Regions from separate parts of the Homo sapiens genome. Here regions 1 and 3 are each linked to region 2. A link is a loop called in an ENCODE intact Hi-C map of the cell type or tissue named here. Cell type or tissue: endothelial cell of umbilical vein. All regions are shown on one strand. Links, peaks and the distances in the headings refer to the core of each region. The heading gives the core; the rest is flanking DNA.

Evidence for each region. Hi-C counts contacts between places; a loop is a spot of excess contacts. Peaks named below come from ENCODE experiments on the same cell type or tissue, not always from the same donor. Only the 100,000 strongest peaks of a DNase experiment are listed, where the experiment ranks them.
Region 1: a loop joins it to region 2, with 2.6 times the contacts of the local background. A loop is called at or near these places in 5 of 110 quality-filtered maps.
Region 3: it touches region 2 in a loop (8-fold over the local background); 3 of 110 quality-filtered maps call a loop at or near these places.

Annotation. Positions count from the first base shown.
Region 1 is chr3:11,545,896-11,552,904 of GRCh38, forward strand. All of the region lies in intron 20 of ATG7 (autophagy related 7), which reads left to right. Among named protein-coding and RNA genes, the nearest start is that of VGLL4, 95 kb to the right of the region's middle. RefSeq lists enhancers at 458-959, 960-1,459. In endothelial cell of umbilical vein, for the core only: no CTCF peak of the experiment used is centred there; a DNase peak (open chromatin) is centred at 3,036; H3K27ac peaks cover 903 bases.
Region 2 is chr3:11,475,143-11,482,151 of GRCh38, forward strand. All of the region lies in intron 20 of ATG7 (autophagy related 7), which reads left to right. Among named protein-coding and RNA genes, the nearest start is that of VGLL4, 170 kb to the right of the region's middle. RefSeq lists an enhancer at 5,282-5,887. In endothelial cell of umbilical vein, for the core only: no CTCF peak of the experiment used is centred there; DNase peaks (open chromatin) are centred at 2,659, 3,579 and 5,839; H3K4me3 peaks cover 564 bases; H3K27ac peaks cover 2,578 bases.
Region 3 is chr3:11,597,229-11,604,237 of GRCh38, forward strand. It overlaps VGLL4 (vestigial like family member 4), which reads right to left. Exons shown (of 5, transcript NM_001128219.3): 2 at 4,605-4,794. Among named protein-coding and RNA genes, the nearest start is that of VGLL4, 43 kb to the right of the region's middle. RefSeq lists a silencer at 3,367-3,661 and enhancers at 4,047-4,645, 4,518-4,957, 4,646-5,243. In endothelial cell of umbilical vein, for the core only: no CTCF peak of the experiment used is centred there; a DNase peak (open chromatin) is centred at 3,463; H3K27ac peaks cover 2,650 bases.

The DNA.
Region 1 (7,009 bases), core at 1,357-5,356, 70 kb after region 2:
TTGGGAGGCCAAGCCAGAGGATTGCTTAAGCCTAGGAGTTTAAGACCAGCCTGGGCAACATAGGGAGACCCCATCTCCACAAAATATAAAAAATTAGCTGGTTGTGGTGGCATATGCCTGTAGTCCCAACTACTAAGGAGGCTGAGGTAGGAGGATTGCTTGAGCCTGGGAGGTCAAGGCTGCAGTGAGTTATAGATGGCACCACACTCCAGCCTGGGTGACAGAGTGAGGCCCTGTCTCAAAAAGTAAAGAAATGCCAAAACTGGATTTTTTTTTTTTTTTTTTTTTTTTTTTGAGATGGAGTCCTGCTCTGTCACCCAGGCTGGAGTGCAGTGGCGTAATCTCGGTTCACTGCAACCTCTTCCTTCCGGGTTCAAGCAATTTTCCTGCCTCAGCCTCCCGAGTAGCTGGGATTACAAGCACATGCCACCATGCCCAGCTAAGTTTTGTATTTTTAGTAGAGAGGGGGTTTTGCCATGTTGGCCAAGCTGGTCTCGAACTCCTGACCTCAGGTGATCCGCCTGACTTGGCTTCCCAAAATGTTGGGATTACAGGCGTGAGCCACTGCGCCCAGCCTTATTTTAAATGTTTACATTTAACAAATGAACGCTTTTAACGGACACACAGAAATATAATTGTGCCATTCCCAAGGTAATTACAGTGTTTATAAAAGAAGAACCTTAGTTCATGGCATGCTTCAGGCAGTGTGGTCCAGAAATGGGACCCAAGTTTGAAATTGGATGATGAGGGCTCCTTTCAAACTCGTCTGTCTCCTTTGGAGAGAGTTAAACCTCAAGGCCCTTTGGGTGTGTGTGGTCCAGGCTGAGCCTTCTCCCTCATTCCTTGTGATGGGCCCAATTGAAAGGTCCCTCTTCCCCTAATGCAGAGTGGCAGCCCATCCCTGCCCTCTTCCATTGCAGGGCAGCGGCCAGTGGGGAGCGCTGAGGTGCTCAGGTCAGGCTGACCAGAGGGGCTGAGCCCACCCTTGCCAGCGGAGAGCAGCACAGGCTGATGCCATCCTCTCCCTAACTGTCCAAGCCATGGGCTCTGCCTTCTGAACTGGGTCATACCAAGGTGGGGACTTGGGAGCCAGGTCAGGAGCTGGCCTGTCCTTTCGGCTGCCCAGGTTTATTCATGGTGCTGGTGGGTGTGTGCTGTTGCTCTTGGGCACCTATTGTGCATTTGCGTGACAGGCGGTGAATGGAAGAGTGTCTGGGGCCCAGAGGGCAGAATCAGAGACTGTCCTTAATCGTCTTTAGAGGGAATTATGTTTAACAGGAAGTAGTGAGAGAAAGTGGAAAAGGCCTCTTCCTTCGCCCTTGCTAGCTTGGTCTCCTTGACAAGTTCTGCTGTTTTCTCTGTGCTTCAGTCCCCTACTTTGTAAAATGGGGGCAAACATGTGACACCATTGTCCTCAGGGCTGCCGGGAAGAGAGTGGAGGCAGGGGTTTGAGTGACATTCCCCTGTGTGGACAGACCACGTTTCATTTATTCATCAGTTGGTGGAAACTGGATTGTTTCCACTCGTTTCCTATTATGAATTCCACGTTTAACTTTTATGAATACTTTCCTATGAATACTACTGTGTTTGTGTACAAGTTTTTATGTGGACACGTTGTCATTTCTCTTGGGCAGTTACCTAGGACTGGAATTGTTGTACCATATGGTAACTGTGTTTAATTTTTGGGGTAAACTGCCAGCTGTTTTTTATGAGGTGGCTGAACCATTTCACATTTCCAGCAGCAACGTATGAAGGTTCTAGTTTGTCCACATCCTTGTCAACACTTACTATGATCTGGCTTTTTCACTGCAGCCATCCTAGTGGGTGTGAAGTGGTAGCTTATGGTTTTGATTCACATTTTCCTGATGACTAATTATGTTTGAGTATCATTTCATGTGCTTCTTAGCAATTTGTGTCTTTTTCTGGAGAAATGTCTATCCAACATCTTTGCCCCTTTTTTTGTTTTGTTTTGTTTTTGAAACAGGGTCTTGCTGGAGTGTAAGTGGCATGGTCATGGCTCACTGTAGCCTTGACCTCCTGGGCTCAAGGGATCCTCCCACCTCAGCCTCCAGAGTAGCTGGGACTATAGGTGTGCACCACCACACCCAACTAGTTTTTAAATTTTTTTGATAGAGACAGGATTTCCCTGTGTTTTCCAGGCTGGTCTTGAACTCCTGGGCTCAAGTGACCTTCCCACCTTGGCCTCCCAAAGTGCTGAAATTACAGGCATGAGCCACCACGCTTGGACTTTTGCCACATTTTTAAATTGTGTTTTCTTTTTATTATTGCGTTGTAAATGGCCTTTGTATTTTTTCTTTAATTTCTTAAAGATGGGGTCTCACTATGTTGCCCAGGCTGGTCTCAAACTCCTGTCTTTATATATTCTAGATACAAGTCTCTTATCAGATACATGATGTGCAATTATTTTCTCTCATTCTGTGGCTATCTTTTCTCTTTCTTAATAGTGTCCTTGGAAGCACAAAAATTTTAAATTTTGACTAACTCCAGTTTACTTATTTTGTTGTTGCTTGTATTTTTGGTTTCCTTTTTTAGTCTTTAAAATATATAAGATATATGATTCAAAATTAAAAGGCATGCTCAGAGCAGTCTCGCCTTCATCCCCACCTGCCCTCTATAGGGAGGCATTTAAATTAATTTCTCCTTTTATCGTTCCTGTGTTTATATTTGCAAAATTAAAAACCTTTTTTTCTTAAACAAAGGTGGTATGCTACAGATACTCTGCATTTCTTTCTTCTTTTCTTTCACTAAAGAAATCCCGGAACTGAGCCCCCGTATCAGCCGATTGAACTCACTGTGTTTCAGGGCCACAGTAGTCCAGGTGTGGATGTGCATCAAATGGTTTAGTCAGCTGGTTCCCCGCTGAGGGCCTCTTGGGCCTGTTCCCAGTCTTTTCCTGTAAGAGATCATGCAGCAGGGGATAATATCCTTTCGTATAGTGGAGGTGTGTCTTCAGGACAGACTCCTAAAAGTGAGACGGCCGGGTCAAAAGTTAAGCCGTAGGAATCGTGGCTGTTGCCAGATTGTCCTCTGCAGGGGTTGGACTGCTCTGTGTGTCACCAGGGAGGTATGAGAGTGGTTCCACCACAGGCTCACAAACAGAACATATTGTGAAGCAGTGAGGTTCTTGCCAGCGTTATCTCAGTGCAGCTTTTTTTTTTTCAATCAGCTGTATTGTGTGATTTACATACAATGAAATACACCCACTTTAAGTGTCCAGTTTGTTGAGTTGTGACAAATTATCTACTTCCTGTCACCACAGATGGGTTTTTGCCCTTGTAGGATTTCATATAAATGAAATATGAAGTATGATGTCTTCTGTGTTAGGGTTGTTTTCTTAAAAACTGTATATATTCAAAGTGTGTAAGGTATCTTTATATCACATAGTGAAATGGTTACTACAGTCAAGGAAATTAACACATCTGTGAACTCCCATAGCATGTGGTGAGAGCACCTAAAATCTACTCTTAGCAAATTTCCAGTGTACAGTCCAGCATGATTAACAGTAGTCCTGTGCTGTATATCAGACCTCCAGACTATTCATACTACGTAACTGCCACCTTGTACCCCTCGTACCCTTCGACCCCATTCCCCACCCCTTCCAGTTGGGCTTCCTTGACCCAGGATAAAGACACTGAGATTCATATGTGTTGTCGCACCCATCAGTAGTTTAATGGCTTAGGAGTATCCACTGTACGGATACACCACAATTTCTCTGCTTTCCCGTTGATGATCATTTGTGTGGTTTCTAGTTTGTACCTATTCTGAGTAAGACTGCTGCGGACATTCTGGCTCAAGTTTTTCTGTGGACATGTGTTTTCGTTTCTTTGGAGTAAACAGGAGTGGAATGGCTGGATCACATGGTGAGCGCACACTTAAACAGTCACTAGACCTTCCTCCAAAGTGGTTTTGCCAGTTTCCATCCCCACTAGGAGCAGTGTGTGGGCCCTTCCTGCCCCACATCCTCACAGACATCGGGCATCGCTGGCCTTTAGCTTCAGCTCTCCGAGGAGGTGGGGTGCACTGTCTCTTTATGGTTTTGATTTGCATTTCCCTGAGGACTGCAAACTGCACGTCTTTTCTTATTTGCCATTATATTTCCTCTTTGGTGAAGTTTCTCTTCCAATCTTTTCCCCAAAAATCAAGTTTTTGTCTCTTTATTATTAAGTTGTAAGAGTTCTCTTTATTTTCTAAATACAAGTTCTTTTAATATAGAGATATTTTCTCCTAGTCTGCAACTTGCCTTTTCATTTTCTCAGTGGTATCCTTCCAAGATCAGAAATTTTAATTCTTGTGAAATGCAAACCCATTTTTTTTTCTGGTTAGTACTTTTTGTGTCTTAAGAAACCTTTGCATTTCCTTTATTATGAGTAGGGCTGTGCATCTTTTTTTTTCTGTTTAAGGGCCATTTGCTTATTTTTTCTGAGAACTGGCCGTGTCTTTGTCCACTTTTTAAAAATTTGGTCTATTGGTCTTTCTCTTCTTGAATTTTATTTATTTCTTTGAGACAGGGTCTCACTCTCTGTTGCCCAGGCTGGAGTGCAGTGGTGCAGTCACAGCTCACTGCGGCCTCTACCTCCCAAGCTCACACCATCCTCCTATCTCCTGAGTTGCTGGGACTACAGACACATGCCACTATGCCTGGCTCATTTTTAAAAAATTATTGTAGAGAAAGGGTCTCCTTATGTTGCCCAGGCTGGTCTTGAACTCCTGGGCTCAAGTGATCCTCCCGCCTCAGCCTCCCAAAGTGCTGGGATTATAGGCATGCCTGGCCTCTCTTCTTGATTTCTAAGAGCTCTTTGTCTATTACCGAGATGAGCCCTTTATGGTATGTTGTTATGTTTTCTCTCAGTTTGCCTTTTTGACTGTTTTCCCGTGCATATTGCATGCATGTGTTTTTGCAGAGTCCAGTGTATCCATTTTTTTATTGCTTATGGATTTGGGATCATAGGCCTTCCCTACTCCCAGGCTATAATGAGCTTACCCGTGTTTGTATCTAGTATTCTTATGGTTTCATTTTCTCTAACGTTTGGATTTTTATCCCATTTGGAGTTGATTCTAACATGCGGGGTAAGGCATGGAATCAATTTTATCTTTTTCCAAGTGACTCTCTACTTCTCTTCATATCAGTTTTTTAAAAAGTCTATCTTTTCGTAATGAGCCGAGATGGCACTCCCCAGGCCATTATCATTAAAATCCTTGATTTCCACATGTTCTTGGACATGGTCTTCTCGTTTCTGTACTCGTCGTGTCCTGCGGGCCGTCTGAGTGTTCCGTGCTGACGCACCCTCTCCTCCTCGGGGGTTTCATGGCGTCTCCCTCGGCCCATGGTGGGGGCTTCTCACCGCTCTTCTGTTCGGAGGGTTTCCTGGGTGTGTCTGCTTCCTGTTTTTCCACATAGCCTAGAACCAGCTCGCCCGGCTCCAGAAAACATTTGTTAACTTTGAAAATTGAGACTTTGTTAATGTATTCACTTTGAGAAAGCTGACATCTTTATGGATGTTGAATCGTCCTATGCAGAAACAAGGGGTGTGGCTCTATCTACTCCAGTTTACGTCTTTCCAGGAGAGATTCTTCTAGGACTGTCGCAGCTGTTTTAGAGGCTTCATATGGATTCTGTACATCCGATGTTAGGTTTATTCCCATGTGTTTAGCTTTTTCACTGCTTTTATAATTTTTTTTAAAGTTTTTATTTTTATAGAGAGAGGGTCTTGCTCTATTGTCCAGGCTGGTCTCAAACTCCTGGCCTCAAGCAGTCCACTCGCCTCAGCCTCCCAAAGTGCTGGGATTACAGGCACGAGCCGCTGTGCCCAGCCAATATAATGGGTTCTTTTCTTTTCTTTTTTTTTTCTCGAGGCAGGGTCTCACCCTGTCGCCCAGGCTGGAGTATAGTGGTGCGATCTCAGCTCACTACAACTTCTACCTCCTGAGTTCAAGCCATTCTCCTGCCTCAGCCTCCCAAGTAGCTGGGACTACAGGTGCCCACCACCACGCCTGGCTAATTTTTGGATTTTTAGTAGAGACGGGGTTTCACCATGTTGGCCAGGCTGGTCTCGAACTCCTGACCTCAAGTGATCCACCCGCCTTGGCCTCCCGAAGTGCTGGGATTACAGGCGTGCGCCACCACGCCCGGCCTCTTTCATTCTGTTTTGAACTAAACATTGTTTGCACTGCATGTGGTGGGTTATAATTGGTTGTTGTCAATTTTATATCTTGCTCTTACTAAATACTTTTTCATTTGTATTCTAAGGATATCTTAGCACTTATTTTATTGGGGTTTCCAGGTGTGCTTTGATATTACCTACAAAGAGATCATTTTTCCTTAGGGTTGAATGTTTTTAAAGGTTTGTATTACATATTGCCAAATCTTTTAAAAAATATGGTACCAATTTATACTTCTCTTGTGGCAGTGTTTTGCCATACCCTTGTCGGCACTGAGTATTGATATTTTTTAAAATGTGCCAGTTTACTATGATCTTCACTAAGAGGACATTCACTGTGCCCCTTCTCCACACCAGTTGCACTGCCAAGGACACAGCTGCGGTGAGGACACAGTAGAGCCTGCAGATCCCAGCCCCCAGTCCCACTCCAGTCCCTGTCCCTATCCCCAGGAGTCCCTGTTCTGGTTATTTCTTGAGGTTTCAAATGAAGATGGCTGCTGCCCTCTGAGCCCAGCCAATGGGACGAAGCCAGTGGAGAGCCCGTCCCTGCCCCAGAGATTCGCTCTGGAAAATCCCTGAGTGGTTTTGTAAAATGCATTTTACAAAATAATAATCCCCGCACAATAAGTCTTCTGGGTGTCTCGCAGGATCCCCTGCACAGCTCAGGCACTGCCAGCAGCCGCATCCCCTCGAGTGGCTCAATCTGTCCAGGAGCAAGGGGTCAGCCAGGCACCTTCCAGGGCCAGTCCCAGGCCACCCAGTCCCAGTGTGGCTGAGCACCTATGCCTCTTCCCCATAGCTAAAAACCCAGTAAAATGGATGATAAAATG
Region 2 (7,009 bases), core at 2,006-6,005:
GTTATTGACATCATAGACCAGGCCAGGGAATTTGGATTTGCTCCTAAAGCTAATGATGTGTAACAATAATAGCTCCCATCTCTTGAATACCTACTGTGTTCCAGTCATGCGGGTTTATGTGCATTCCCTCCTCAAGTCCTTATACACACCCACAAAGCCCCTATCCACTGGGCTTATTATTAATGTCACTTCTTATAAAGGAGGAATCTGAGGTGGACAGAGCCTAGGTTCTGAGCATTCCTTAGTGAGGAAAGGGAACCAGAGCTGCATGATGGGCAGGGGGCTGGCGAGATGCGTCAGGATTCACATGGCAGGACCTGGAGTTTGGCAGGGACTTTGAGGTGCAAAAGAGAAGACCCCTGTTGGGAGCACACATCCCAGGGCGGCCTGCATGTAAACTGCTGGGAAAAGGGCTGCGGGGGAGGCTTAGATAAAACAGACGCGGATGCTACCCTCTGCAGTCTGCAGATCAGCAGGTGATCAGGTAGACCTCTCACCCAAAGCAGAACATGGCAAGCTCCTGAAGGAGAATTTGTTGATACTGTTAACTTAGCATGTCAGAAAAATGTCCCAGTGTCAGAATTGAATTCCTATACCTGCTAGGTCAGTTTTAAGCTAAAATGATCTTGCAAAACCTGTTGACCCATTGATACCCTGTACCCTAAGTAGGCAGTTGGTATTATTTCTTAACTTTGGTTCGTCTATGTCCATCTCTCTGTCTCTGAGACACACACACACACACACACACACACACACACACACACACCCCCTCCCAGAGTCCGAGCATTCTAGAGTTTCCTAACAGTGCAGTTGTCCTGTCTGAAATGTTTACATTGGGGAAAAAATGAACCCCTGCTGTGATTTTATTTCCCCACAGGCTCTAGGGGTCTTTTCATAGCCGCAAGGCATCATCACAGCTTCCCAAGGACTAGGGTGTTTATGTGTGCACAGAAACCACACTGCAAAGGGTCAGGTCCTCTCCTTTGTACCCTAAGGTGTAGAGAAAGCTGGACCTCAAAACTGATGTCACCTGTAAGAACAGTTTTTGCTTTGGTTCTGGCTTTTTCTTTTCCTTCTTCCTTGAGAGGGCTTACTATGTTGCTGTTAGTTTTCTCCCAGCATTCATTCACTCTAGCAAAATCTGGCTACATATCAGTTTGTAGAAAATGGGCACAATTCTAGGAATAGCTGTCCTAATGTGTTAGCTCAATGCCGTGGATGCGTCAACAATGGCTGGTAGCTGCCACCAGTTGACCTGAACTTTATGTGGTTTTTCTTTTTTTTTTTTTTTGGTTTTTCCTTAGATGAGAACTACTGTTTGCTAGAGCTGAGATAAAACCATTTCAATTAGAACCTTGTATCAGAATATAATTACTCCTCCCAGAGATAGAGTCCTGGCCTGAAAAGTGAGTACAAAAAATAAATAGGGACAAATAGAAGGAGAATGATTACTGGTACAAGGTAGATGGAATGGTAACTCACTTTATTCTCAATGATGTTATACAAATCAAATAAAACTCTATTCCCATTTATTTTATTTTAGCCGAGTATTCTTGTCCAAAATGAAAATCAGATGTTTTTCTTCTTTTTCATTTTTTTCCAAAGCAAATGGTTACAAACACTTACTTAATATAATTTACTGGAGCTTTTTTCTGAAAGAACATTTATGTTAACTTTCTTTTATGCATGTAGTAACTTTTGATCAAAACATGACTCCACTCCCTTGTTTAATGTTGAGCATCTGGATTAAAGGCTTCTTTTAATCTTAAATACAGATTATGGCCCTCTTTCCCTTTAAGCAAACTGCCATAAAACCCTGGCACCTTTCCAGTTTTCCTTATTAAAGCCCTCTTTATTACAGTGTTTTCCGATGGCAGTCATTAAATGATTGTTATGCACAATGGGCACTTGATTATAATTATTTAACTGGCAATCAGTTATTGCAGCAATTTGGTGGTGTAATTAAAAGGGAGCATGTTTGTACCTGCCAGCATCTTTGAGATCTTCGGCTCTGGATGAAGCAGGAGAGGCAGAACATAAACAAATGGACGGAAGAATCAAGCACTTCTGTGAATGGAATCTTTTATTCCTCGCCCATCTGATTCTTGGCTGCTTTGTTCCATAAGGTAGATGAACAATGATGATAAAATAAAATGTAAATAAGAATTTTTGTGCTACAAACTCCTGAATCGATAAATACGTTCAGTAATGAATGTAAGTTTCTCCATGTGCTGTGAAATGCTAAATGGATAGAAGTGTATTTATATAATTCTATTTCTTTTAAACACAAGCATCAGCATGTTTTCTCCCTCTAATTTATAAATGTCAGCACTTATTTCTTGATATATAAATTGATACAGGATGCCACAAACAAAAAGTTGCCGCAAAAGATAAGGGCGTTTGTTAGACACAGCTGGAAAGCTTTTTAGTCACTATAGAAGTTAGCAGGAATGTGATTCCAAAGTTAAGATGGCCCTCCTGAGTTATTCAGAACTCTTTCAGTTGTAAGTTGCAAATTTTAACCAACCTGAACAAGGGGGAATTTTTTTGCTTATGTAGTTGGAATGTTACTGGAACTACTCATAGGATTACAGGAAGAACTGCAGGAACCAGGACTCAGGGCTAGGAACTGGGAATCAGTACAGCCTAGACGCATTCTCTGTCCATGTCTCAGCTGAGCTTGCCTGTGTTTGGCTTCATTCTGAGAATAGTCTTACAGCTTATTTCTCCCTGTGGCAGGAAACAGGCCTGATATCAGTAGCCCCAGACTCCCATCTTCTTAGCTTAACTCCAGTGGAAAGCAGTCTCTATCTTCTACCTTTCATAAGTCAGTCTCGGGAAAGGATTCTGATTGCCCCTACTTGGCTCATATACCCATCCCTGGACTAATTCCTGTTGCCGAGTAAATAGCACAGTATGATTATCCTGCCTGGATCCCATGTAATACCTGTGGGTAGGGCAAGGAAGTTGGAGTCCTGTGACCGACAGTCTTGTTAGAGACATTATTAGTATGACCCCATCGGTGGTAGCTAATGACTGAGAAAAACATGGTGATTATTTTCAAAAATGAGTATGAAAATCTAAAGTATCCAAACTTAAAAAAAATTATTTAAATGTTTTCCCAGAATGAATCTCTATCTCTCTTTTAGAAACATCCCATTTTGTAAGACCAAGGTATGAAAGTATTCATCTGAGTTTCAAATGATTGCCTAATCTTACCTGTAATCATTATTGAGAACCAAACACCCATTAATGGTGTGGTCTAAGGACAAGGTCCTGAAGAGATGAGACTGGCGCATATTAAAGATGCCTGCTATGATGATGTGGCTGTCATGGCTACATTATCATGAGGGATTTGGAATCTGGGGTTCCAGAGAGCACGTTTTTAGCCACTATCTCTGACTATTAAATCACTTACAACAGCTTTGGATAATAAAATTCTCTGTTTCTCTCTTGGTTTGGTTCCATATTAGAATCTGCAAGTGCAAAGGCAAAACAGTCAGCAAAACAGCAGACTTAAATAGAAAAAAGCCCCAAAAGGAAAGGAAAACAATTGAAAATTTAAAAGAAAAACACCCCCACCCCCAAACATGATCTAATCAGTCTTCCTTATGGAGAAGTTATGAATCATCCTACTTAGCAAATAAGACAATTGAATGTGCAAGCCCAAACTTGAATTAAAGTTATTCTCAACTTCCTGTTTCTCTTATTAACATGCATTTATTATTTAATAAGTATTTATGTATATAATTGAGATATTTAAGCTCTGGGTAACTTAAGTGGCTGTAGAGTACTACCTGAACACACAAGGAGAAATAAACTTTGAATATGTGCCTGTATATTTACAACACACACACACACACACACACACACACACACACACACACACACACACACAATTTTTTACTTTGTGGATACTGGCCACCACTTGAAGAGTTTCTTGGGAATCTAATCTTCTCAATGGCAGGCTCCAGCATTGCCTTTGCCAGTAGTTTAGTTCATATGGACTTGATGCCAATTTTCTTTTCACATATATGAAATAACAGTTTGGCACATAGTAAATAAAACAGTGATTCCACAGAGAAGACTGGCACCTTTCAAAAAGTGAATTGGGCAGGTTCAGAGCTAATTTTTTCTTTAGGTGAACTGAGTTTAAATTAAATGTTGCAAGAGATTACCATATTTGTGTGAATTTCAAGAAGTCAAAGGCCGTGGCAATAAAGTATTTTCATTTTATAGAGTTTTTCTTGGAAAGGCCACACACCATATGACAGCAGAGTGCTTAAAACCCAGAGCCTGGTGCCAGCACAAAATCCAAACATCGTAAAGTTACTTCCAAAGCCCAGATATTGACCGATCCCCTCTCTTGGAGCAGTGCATCTTTCAACTAGTCCAAGTCCACCAGCCCAGAATCACCCTCCCAGCCTCAGATTTCAAGTTGGAAGCCCAAAGTAAGGCATGTTTTCTAAAAAGGAAAGGAAAAGCTATTGGATAGCAATTGTCAAGAGTCAAAAAATAAATAAATAAAAATAAGAATAAAATAAAATCATCCCCAATGGAGGAGCTTTAGCAAAAGAAAAGGGAGACATGCCATTGGTCACTGCTGCATGTATGCATTGTCCCTCGGTTGGTTTTTAATAAACCCAGCTAACCTCCCTCCACCAAATTGCCTGTATCTCTCCTTCTCCACTTAGGGCTGTGTACCATTACTAGAATATGAAATAGTGATTTGAAGGGGTCATTTGTTCAGGTTTTCCAGGCTTCTGCACTGCCTGCCCTGGAATCAATTTTTTTTTTTTTTTTGAGATGGAGTCTCCCTCTGTCGCCCAGGCTGGAGTGCAGTGGCACAATCTCGGCTTACTGCAAGTCCCGTCTCTGGGGTTCACGACATTCTCCTGCCTCAGCCTCCCAAGTAGCTGGGACTACAGGTGCCCGCCACCATGCTCAGCTAATTTTTTTTTTGTATTTTTAGTAGAGACGGGGTTTCACTGTGTTAGCCAGCATGGTCTCGATCTCCTGACCTCGAGATCCACCTGCCTTGGCCTCCCAAAGTGCTGGGATTACAGGCATGAGCCACCGCACCCGGCCTGGAATCAATTTTTAAAACCTGTCTGGGTGTGGGTGGCTTATGCCTGTAATGCCAGCACTTTGGGAGGCTGAGGTGGGAAGATCGCTTGAGGCCAGAAGGAGTTCAAGACCAGCTGGGCAACACAGCAAGACCCTGTCTCTACAAAAACATTTAAGATTGGCTGGGCGTGGTTGTGCATGCCTATAGTCCCAGGTATTTGGGAGGCTGAGGTGGGAGGATTGCTTGAGAGCATTATTGGGAGGGGGTGCGATGGTTTGCGGCAGGGGGCCGAGGCTGTAGTGAGCCATGATCACATGACTGCCCTCCAGCCTGGGCAACAAAGTATGAGACCCTGTTTCAAGAAACAGACAAAAAAACCTTACAATCTGTGCTCACTGGTTTCCTCGACTTCACCTAAAGGGTATCTGGGAAGGTTCTGCCTCCCCTCTGGGCTGGGAATGTATGCAGAAGACTTCTTTGAAAGCTTTGCTCACAAGGACTTGAAACCCAGGCTTCTCAGTGAATTTCCATAACAATTCACTGCCAAGTCACACAAATCTGTCAAGGAAGGCTTTCCTGGGAGAGCGAGGAGGGCCTATCCACTGGGTGACAGCTCGGCAAGTAGCCTCCAGTCCTGGCCGGCTGGGCCTCTCTTCTTCCCAGTCCAGCATTAGACTTCACTACCACCTGCTAATACATCTGAGGAGAGCAAGAGGTCCTGGTCACAGCAGATGATCAGAGTTGGTGCCAGGAGTGTAAACAAGTCATAAATTACTCTTAATTCTTCTAGGCAAGGGATACTATTAGTCTTCAGTTGTGGAAAAAATGTACTCCCTTTAATGTCTTATTTATGTAATAGTTGATCCTCTTGTATGACTATAAATTTGTTTTCTTCGGCAAGCATTTCCCAAGCATGTGCTTTGTGCAGAGCACTGTGTAAGCACCTACTGTTGAGAACAAATATAGGAGTTAGGGTTTAACCGGTACAAGGTTTCAGCTGGGGGCAGATAAGAAGTTCTGAGATGGATGGTGGTGACGGTTGCACAACAGTGTGAATGCACTTAACGCTACTGAACTGTGCAGTTAAAAATGGTTATAATTGTAGGTTTTGTTAGATATATTTTACGATGATAAAAAAATTTAGGGTTCTTACACTTTTTTAAAGTCAAGGTGAACTATGTATTTGCTGTAAGTTTTAAGTTTCACATATTTCCCCTAGCAAAATGTAAGTGTATGTGACTTACCACAAAGACCTAGAATTTCACATTTCTTATATTTTACGTGCAGGTGCTGAGGTCATTATTTCTCAGATTTGTCCTGTTATGAGAATATTACCTAAGATCTTATCTAAGTTAACAAATTATTATCCTTTGCATCAGAAATAAGAGCAGGATCTCCTCTAATGAATTGTATAACCTTTCCTGGGTTGGGCCTTGGACTTAATGTCAGCACCACCACAGTGCCAAGAATGACGAGAGCTTTGTTGAGCTTGGAGCACAGGGCTTCAGCTCCTATCTTGAGACTTGGTGAAGTGGATAAAGCCCTGAGCTTTAGGCTCTGGTTCCTGCCTCTGCCTTTGAGTAGGGGTGTGGCTGTGCACCAGTCATTTAATCTTTGTGGACCGCAGTTTATTTATCTGTAAGATGGGAGTGAAGGCCAAAGGCCTTTGGCCTGGCAAGAGTTGTCAGGCCCAAACACGGGAATGTTTGTGAGAGCACTTAGTGCTATGCTGGGGACCTAGCAGGTGGTAAGTCAGTGTCATGCCCCTTGCCCTTGAGGCTCCTCCTGTGACAAAGGGCTGTAATGAAATGGGGCTTCAAGGAGCCCTTAATTCTCCACGTGTGGGAGCTCATGAGCGGTCCTAAGAATCCTCTTCTCTCTCTCCTGATGCCCCGGTTCCTTCTCTCATCACTGCTTTCTGTGCTCCGCTCTGTCCCGCTT
Region 3 (7,009 bases), core at 1,627-5,626, 120 kb after region 2:
AATATCAAGGGCCATTAAAAAAAAAACTTACTGATTTTTCCACAAGATGAATCCCACTCCACCTCTTCCCATCCTTTAATCCACTCTTTCCAAACACAGAGTACTTTTCAACTTCCAAACAGACATTCATCTTCTTAAGACTTTTCTTAAGAAATAAACAGAAATAATGTATTTCTCAGGGTCACCGTATTGGAACCAACCCAACAGTGTCATGGATAGGTTAATGGATAAATGCAGAAATTGACCTTTCTAGTCTTAAAACTTAAAACTTACATTTGTTTTATCTGAGGTCTTTAAGAAAAGACCTTCAGTCCTCTCAAAAACAAAAAACAAGTGTCAAAGAACTGAAGCCCACCAGGTAACTACATCCAGACAAAGAGATGTGGGACCGTCCTTCATCATGATTGTGTCCTTGCTCCTCCCAAGTTCCTATTTGTTAAATCTTGTTTCATTTCTTCCCTGCTATATAAACCCCAGCTTTAGTCCATCAGGGAGATGGATTTGCCCCATCTCCTGGACTGTAGCACCCAATGAAAGCCTTCTTCCTTGGCAATACTCCTCATCCCAGTCATTGGCTTTCTGTGTGGTGAGCAGCAGGACCCAGACCAAACCCCTGGTGGTTCGGTAACAATATCAACAAAAAAATTAATAATGAGTTCAAATACACCAGGTCCTAAGAGGCTGGAATAAAATCCCAGGAATTCTAATTTTCAAAATTCTGAAGAAATCACTAAGGAAACCTCTCTTTTTTTCCCCTTCCCCTAAATCAAACTGGATAGAACTCAGTCTTACTCTCTGTTGCCTTTTTTTTTTATAAGACATCATCTCGCTCTGTTGCCCAGGCTAGTGCAACGGCATGATCTCGGCTCACTGCAACCTCTGCCACCTGGATTCAGGCAATTCTCCTGTCACAGCCTCCTGAGTAGCTGGGACTACAGGCGCACACCACCACACCCAGCTAATTTTTTTTGTATTTTTAGTACAGACAGGGTTTCACCATATTGATCAGTCTGGTCTCAAACTCCTGACCTCATGTGATCCGCCCACCCTGGCCTCCCAAAGTGCTAGGATTACAGGCACGAGCCACCTCGCCCGGCCTCTGCTGCTTCTTACTCTGGCTCAGAGCCACCTGATCTCTCCATCTTTCTACTAGAAAATGTCTCCATATGATGCTTATAATAAAATGCAGCCAAACCGTGCACCTTTCAGGCCTTGTTAGCTAGCTACCGAAACTATTTTTTCTTTCTTCCTCTCTCTCTCTCCCTTCCTTCCTTTTTTAGAGGCAGGGTCTCCCTTTTGTACCCTGGCTGGAGTGCAGTGGTGTGATCACACCTCACTGCAGTCTTAAACTCCTGGGCTAAAGCTATCCTCCCACCTCAGCCTCCCAAGTAGCTGGGAGCAAAGGAACACTCCACCAGGCCAAGCTAATTTTTAAAATTTTTTGTAGAGATGGGGGTCTTGCTATATTGCCCAGGCTGGTCTCAAACTCCTAGGCTCAAGCAATCTGCCTGCCTCAGCCTCCTAAAGTGCTGGAATTACAGGCATGAGCTAGCACACCCAGCCAAAACTCTTTTCCAATAACACTCCTTTCCCCAGAATTATTATGACTGCTTTAGTGATAAAATACATCACATTTTCATTACATGTTATTAACAAACTCTAAGAAGATAAAGCACAAAAACCATTTTGTAATCTCCTTAAAGAGATACACTAGGCTATTCCTTTTCAAATAATTATGAATCTGTCATTTATTGCAGATAACTTCTTAGGCATTAAATATAAAGGAGGGAGCATGCTATAGCCCAAATAGGAAACATTTCATCAAACAGCAGCACTAAATACCCTACAACACGAAGAAGTAAGACAGGCAGCATCTTTCCAATCTGCCTGTGAAATCTGTCATTAGGCTCTTAGAAAACACAGTACAAACAATGGTAATGTTACTAAAATAACTATCACACAGTAAACAAGTAACACTCAGAAGGACCTAACCACACGCCAATCGCCTTTCCTCCTTACACTGTACACTTAAGAAAATACATTTTATAATATATATATTTTTTACCACAATAAAAGAAAAATGAGGGGGGAGTCACCTGGCTGGTGTAAGGGAGTCTGAGAGAGGAGGTTACTCCTGTTTCTATTTTCCTAAAACTTTGCATAATAATGTCAATTGTGATTTGCACATAAAATTTGGCGATTCTATTATTTACACTTAAAATTATTTATAGTGTCATCACAGACCCGTACCTCAAAGTCTTATTTTTAGCCACCAAGAGAGCTACAAAATTATTTTCTTTTTTTTTTTTGAGACAGAGTCTCGCTCTGTCACCCAGGCTGAGTGCAGTGGCGCGATCTCGGCTCACTGCAAGCTCTGCCTCCAAGGTTCAAGTGATTCTCATGCCTCAGCCTCCCGAGTAGCTGGGATGACAGGCATGCACCACCACACCCAGCTAGTTTTTTGTAATTTTAGTAGAGACAGGGTTTTGCCATGTTGCCTAGGCTGGTCTCGAACTCCTGGCCTCAGGTGATCCACCCACCTTGGCCTCCCAAAGTGCCAGGATTACAGGTGTGTGAGCCACTGCGCCTAGCCACAAAATTATTTTCTGAACATTTTAATATTCTAATAATAATATTAACAATGACTAAAGCTGAGTACTTACTATCTGCCAGGCACCATTCTTAAGTCCTTACAATAATCCTATGAGGAAGGAATTAATATTATCTGTGATGAAAGATAAAGAAAGTGGGAATTGAACCCAGGCATTTTGATTAAAAGGCACATACTATCAAACATTAAATCCACCATATATACATATGTATATTTTCTTACTCTCTATCATCATAACCAGTATCTGAACAATGGAATAAAAATAACAACCCCCATCAACAAAGTGCTATACCATGCCAAGCTCTTTGCATATTTTAACTCTAGTCCTCGTAATAGCTCTATACATTAACTATTATCATTGTCATTGTCATTGTCCAATGACAAGGATATCACTGTCAAGGATACTGGGCCCAGCTAAATTAAGTGACTTGTCCAAAGCCTCACAGCTGTTGTGTGGCAGAATCAGGATTTAAATTAAGGCATGTTTGTCTGCAGGCTGCCTTCCCCTTTCTTACTTATGAAAAGAAAAAGAAAAAAAAAAAAAGACCAAATGTTCTTATTTGGGTTTGGGAAAAGCAGATGGGAAAGTATAAGAAATTCGTGGGAATAAAAGAATGAACTGCAAGAGCTGAGCACCCAGGAGTTAAGCTAGCCCTGCCTGCGGAGTGCACTGTTTGCAGGGCCTTCCTGCTGGATTCCTGATGGTAGCAAATTCCAGGGCTCCAGACTGCAGGCTCAGCCTCTGACTAACACTGCAGTGATTTATTTGAGGATAAATACCTCTGTCAGTGTCTTATGACTGAACACAACAGTCCAAGCTGACTGGAACGAGCGGAATGCGAGGACGCTGGAGCTGAGGCAGTAGAGGCGGGAGCTGGGCCACCTCTCTGCGGAAACTCTGCCTCCAAGGAGGAGCCCTCACAGGAAGGTATTCCTGTGGGGAAAAAGCAGTGCCCTCAGGAATTGGAGCATCTTGAATAATGAGGAAACACTGACTCATGCTAGAGTGAGCGCTTGGGAAGGGGGAAGGAGGAGGACCTCTGTACCTGCACACACAAAGCTACTCCCTCCAATACTCAGTGCAACCTTGCCAGGATTGGCAAGATAACTCCAAGAACACCAACCGCCCTCACCACTGTACCCGTAGACTCTCTGGGCAGCTGGTGGGGCGTCTCCAAGTCCTGAAAACTGGGGAGAAGCCTCTCCCTCTGCGAGGAGGGTGTGTGCCGAGAGGAGAGTGCAAAGGGGAGAAGCCGGGTGCACGGAAGCGGGAGGCTTTTCCAGTGGAAACATGGTGACGTTGCACAGATTCAGGGATCTGTGGTTTCAGCCCGTGTTTCACAAATAACAAAACTGAGGCCCAAAGAGTTGAAGCAATTCATGTCAAGAAGGTAGACAGTGTCAGTGGCAGATCAAGGACTGGCTGGATGTGGTGAGTGGCACCTTGTCATGAGCATAGGAAGCTGGCTTCCCTTTATGGGAAGGTCCCAAGTTTGTACCAGGGGCACATAAGGTGGGATGAACACTTCTTCGTGTGTACAATCCTAGACTCCTGAGTAAGAACTTTACAGACGTCTGCTTGGTCAAAAAGGTGCTGAGCTTCCCTTCTATTTGTCTGGTGCACAGTGACATTCACTAAATGTTGATTCTCCTAAAAACAATCAATATGTATGGGCAAAAAAAAGCGAAGCTTAGCAGATGACTACTCGACTGCTCGCAGAAGCTCTAAGGGGACATTAACTTCTATGGAGTTTAACATGCGGAAGGTCCTACAAGTAGGCTGGAGGGAAGCCAGACTTCCACCTCACCGCGAGTTATCAAAATGAGTTTACTACCTTCTTTTTGGCAGATGAATACTATTTTTCTTTTGTAAATAATATCCTTTTCAAATAAAGTATGCAAATGATAACATCAGAATTAGCACAAAGTTGCAAAACAAATAAGGCCCCAGCACGGAGCACCCTTAAGCCAAAATAAGAACAGAGGAACTCACAGATGGGGGTTGAAGATGCGACTCATTTTGGAGACGTGGTCGTTGTCACAGTCTAGGTCCTCGTCACCTGGCTCCATGCTGAACTTCCTCTTGCTGGGGCTGATTGGGGGAGGGCCGGTGCGGTGACTGCTGAGGGCAGAGGCCACCGGCAGGGTCTGTATTCTGGGTTCTCCCCTGAGAGCAGCTTCGCCTACGCAGAGAGAGATGATGTAGTCACTAAGCAGGAGAAAGGCCCCCATCTCAGTCCCCCAGGCTCCCCGCCCGCCCAGCCAGCCCCTTACAAAACTACTCCCAGTGGAAAGTTTTTGGCAATGGGACGGGGCCGCCTGCCATCCTCTGAACATGGTTTGAGTGTGGTTAGCTGCCAACCATGAGACATTTTACATCAACGTGGTTTTCTAGCACAGTCACTCTTTAGGGTAGAGTTTAAAATAAAAAGTTGCAATAAAATAGCAGGGGGGAGGCAAAAAGCATTTTCTGTAAACAATTTCAAAAGTTAATTTAAAACACCAAAGGTCTTTTCACGTGTGGGTATTCCACTCGATACAGATAGGAGAATGACCTCACTGCATTCATGAAACCACTATGCCCAACTCACTTTTCCTGCTTGTTCTGTTTTTTTTTTCTAATATAGTCTTGGTATTTAATTTCTTTTAAAAGAATGAGGAAAGTGTGTGGGCTAACAGTTCACACATTTGTACCGAAAGTTAAAAGAAATATAAATACATCGTTTAATGGGAAATAAATGTTTAATTCTTACAGTACGCTAAATATTGCACATTAAAATATTATCAGCACAAAGCTTCGGCATATAACTTATCGCAAGCATAATACGTGGGTAGGTGCAGTTCTGAAACATGTTTCGAAGTTAGGCAATCAAATTAGGGTCCACATTTCCATTTGATTTGACATCTTGGCGTTTTTCATTATTATTTTAAAAGGTTTTGTACTAGGCAATCACTTTGTGCCTCGCTGTGAATTAAAATAAGCATAGCCTTTCATAGTAATAAAGCTTGTGTACCTTCTAAACTTTATAAAGACGAATGATTACTTTAAGAGAAAACTTCAAACTTTCTAAGTCACATGGGGGGAGCACCTAAATTTTTCACAAATAATAACCCTTTTGTTGTGCTGTACATTTTGGTCTCTCGGACCTGACCAATTTTCTTTCCATTTGGTCACAATTTGAGAGTAATACGAGGATAAAGTCAACTTCATCCGAGGCCTTGTGGTACCTAAGAAAAGGAATCTTTGTTTGCCACCACTAATTTTCATATCATCACAGATGTGTGGACAGTGTTAACAGTCATTTACTTCATACACATATGACAAATATGATTTTGTTGGAGAAAGGAGTGAGGAAAAACCCTCTGAATATTTACCAGGAAAAATAAAAACTTGGCCAATTTACTCAGCAAGATATAAACTAGCAAATATACAGTGACCCATAATACACCTCCAGCCAGGATTTCTTTTAAGGATTCTGGCCCCAAAGCAAACTGGAACTTTCCATTTTAAATGAGATACCTAAAACACAGGCCTCACGCTGGCCTGCCACACTCAGAAATTCAGTATGATCTTGGTTGGCCTATACTCCCTATTTAGTAATTTTCATTTTAAAAAACAAAAAAAGCAGTGCTCATCTTTATACCTTCATAAATTAGAAAAATATCCTTTCTAATTATCTCCGTTATTTGTGATACTTCCTCCTCCACAAAGAGAGAAGAGGGTGTTTCCAAGGGAAAGCTTCAGAAGCCCAAGCCCAGCTAACTTTCTGGGAAGCCCTGATGATACCCCCAGGAACGCAGCAACTGCAAATCAAACCTCATCAAAATGGCACCAGCTGACCCTCCTCTCCACCCAGGGTTTCTCAACACCCCTGGCAGGATGCGAGGGGATGAGGAGTCCTCGGGCTTGGACCCCCGAACTGTGGTCATCATTTCATCAGATGCCAGCTGTGTAGCAACAAGAGTTGCTATGGAAAACAACCACTACAGCAACAGACTGAAATCACTCCAAAAAAGGAGCCGTCACTCATTCCACCAGCATACACTGTGACGCGGAAAGCAAAACCCTTGGGTTAAGAACAACATTCCCACTCCCCTCCCCAGTTTCCATCCTAGTAAAAATTCTCGTGCTTGTTTGCATTTTTAAGTTCATCCAACGGATGCAGTGCTTATCTTTAAGACTGAATCACTGATGTCTAACATCGAAAAAAATTCCACAAGAATCCTCAGAAAACACTGGAGATTTCTAACCCACGGGTGGGGGTGGGACCAGGGCTGGGGCTACAGGCCCCATGAAGGCACTCCAGGTGTCCTTCACCAGGGACTGTGACAGACGCCTCCACCAGGTCCCGGGGAGACGGTGGTAAATGCGTGCTGTAGTACTTCAGCATCTCAGCT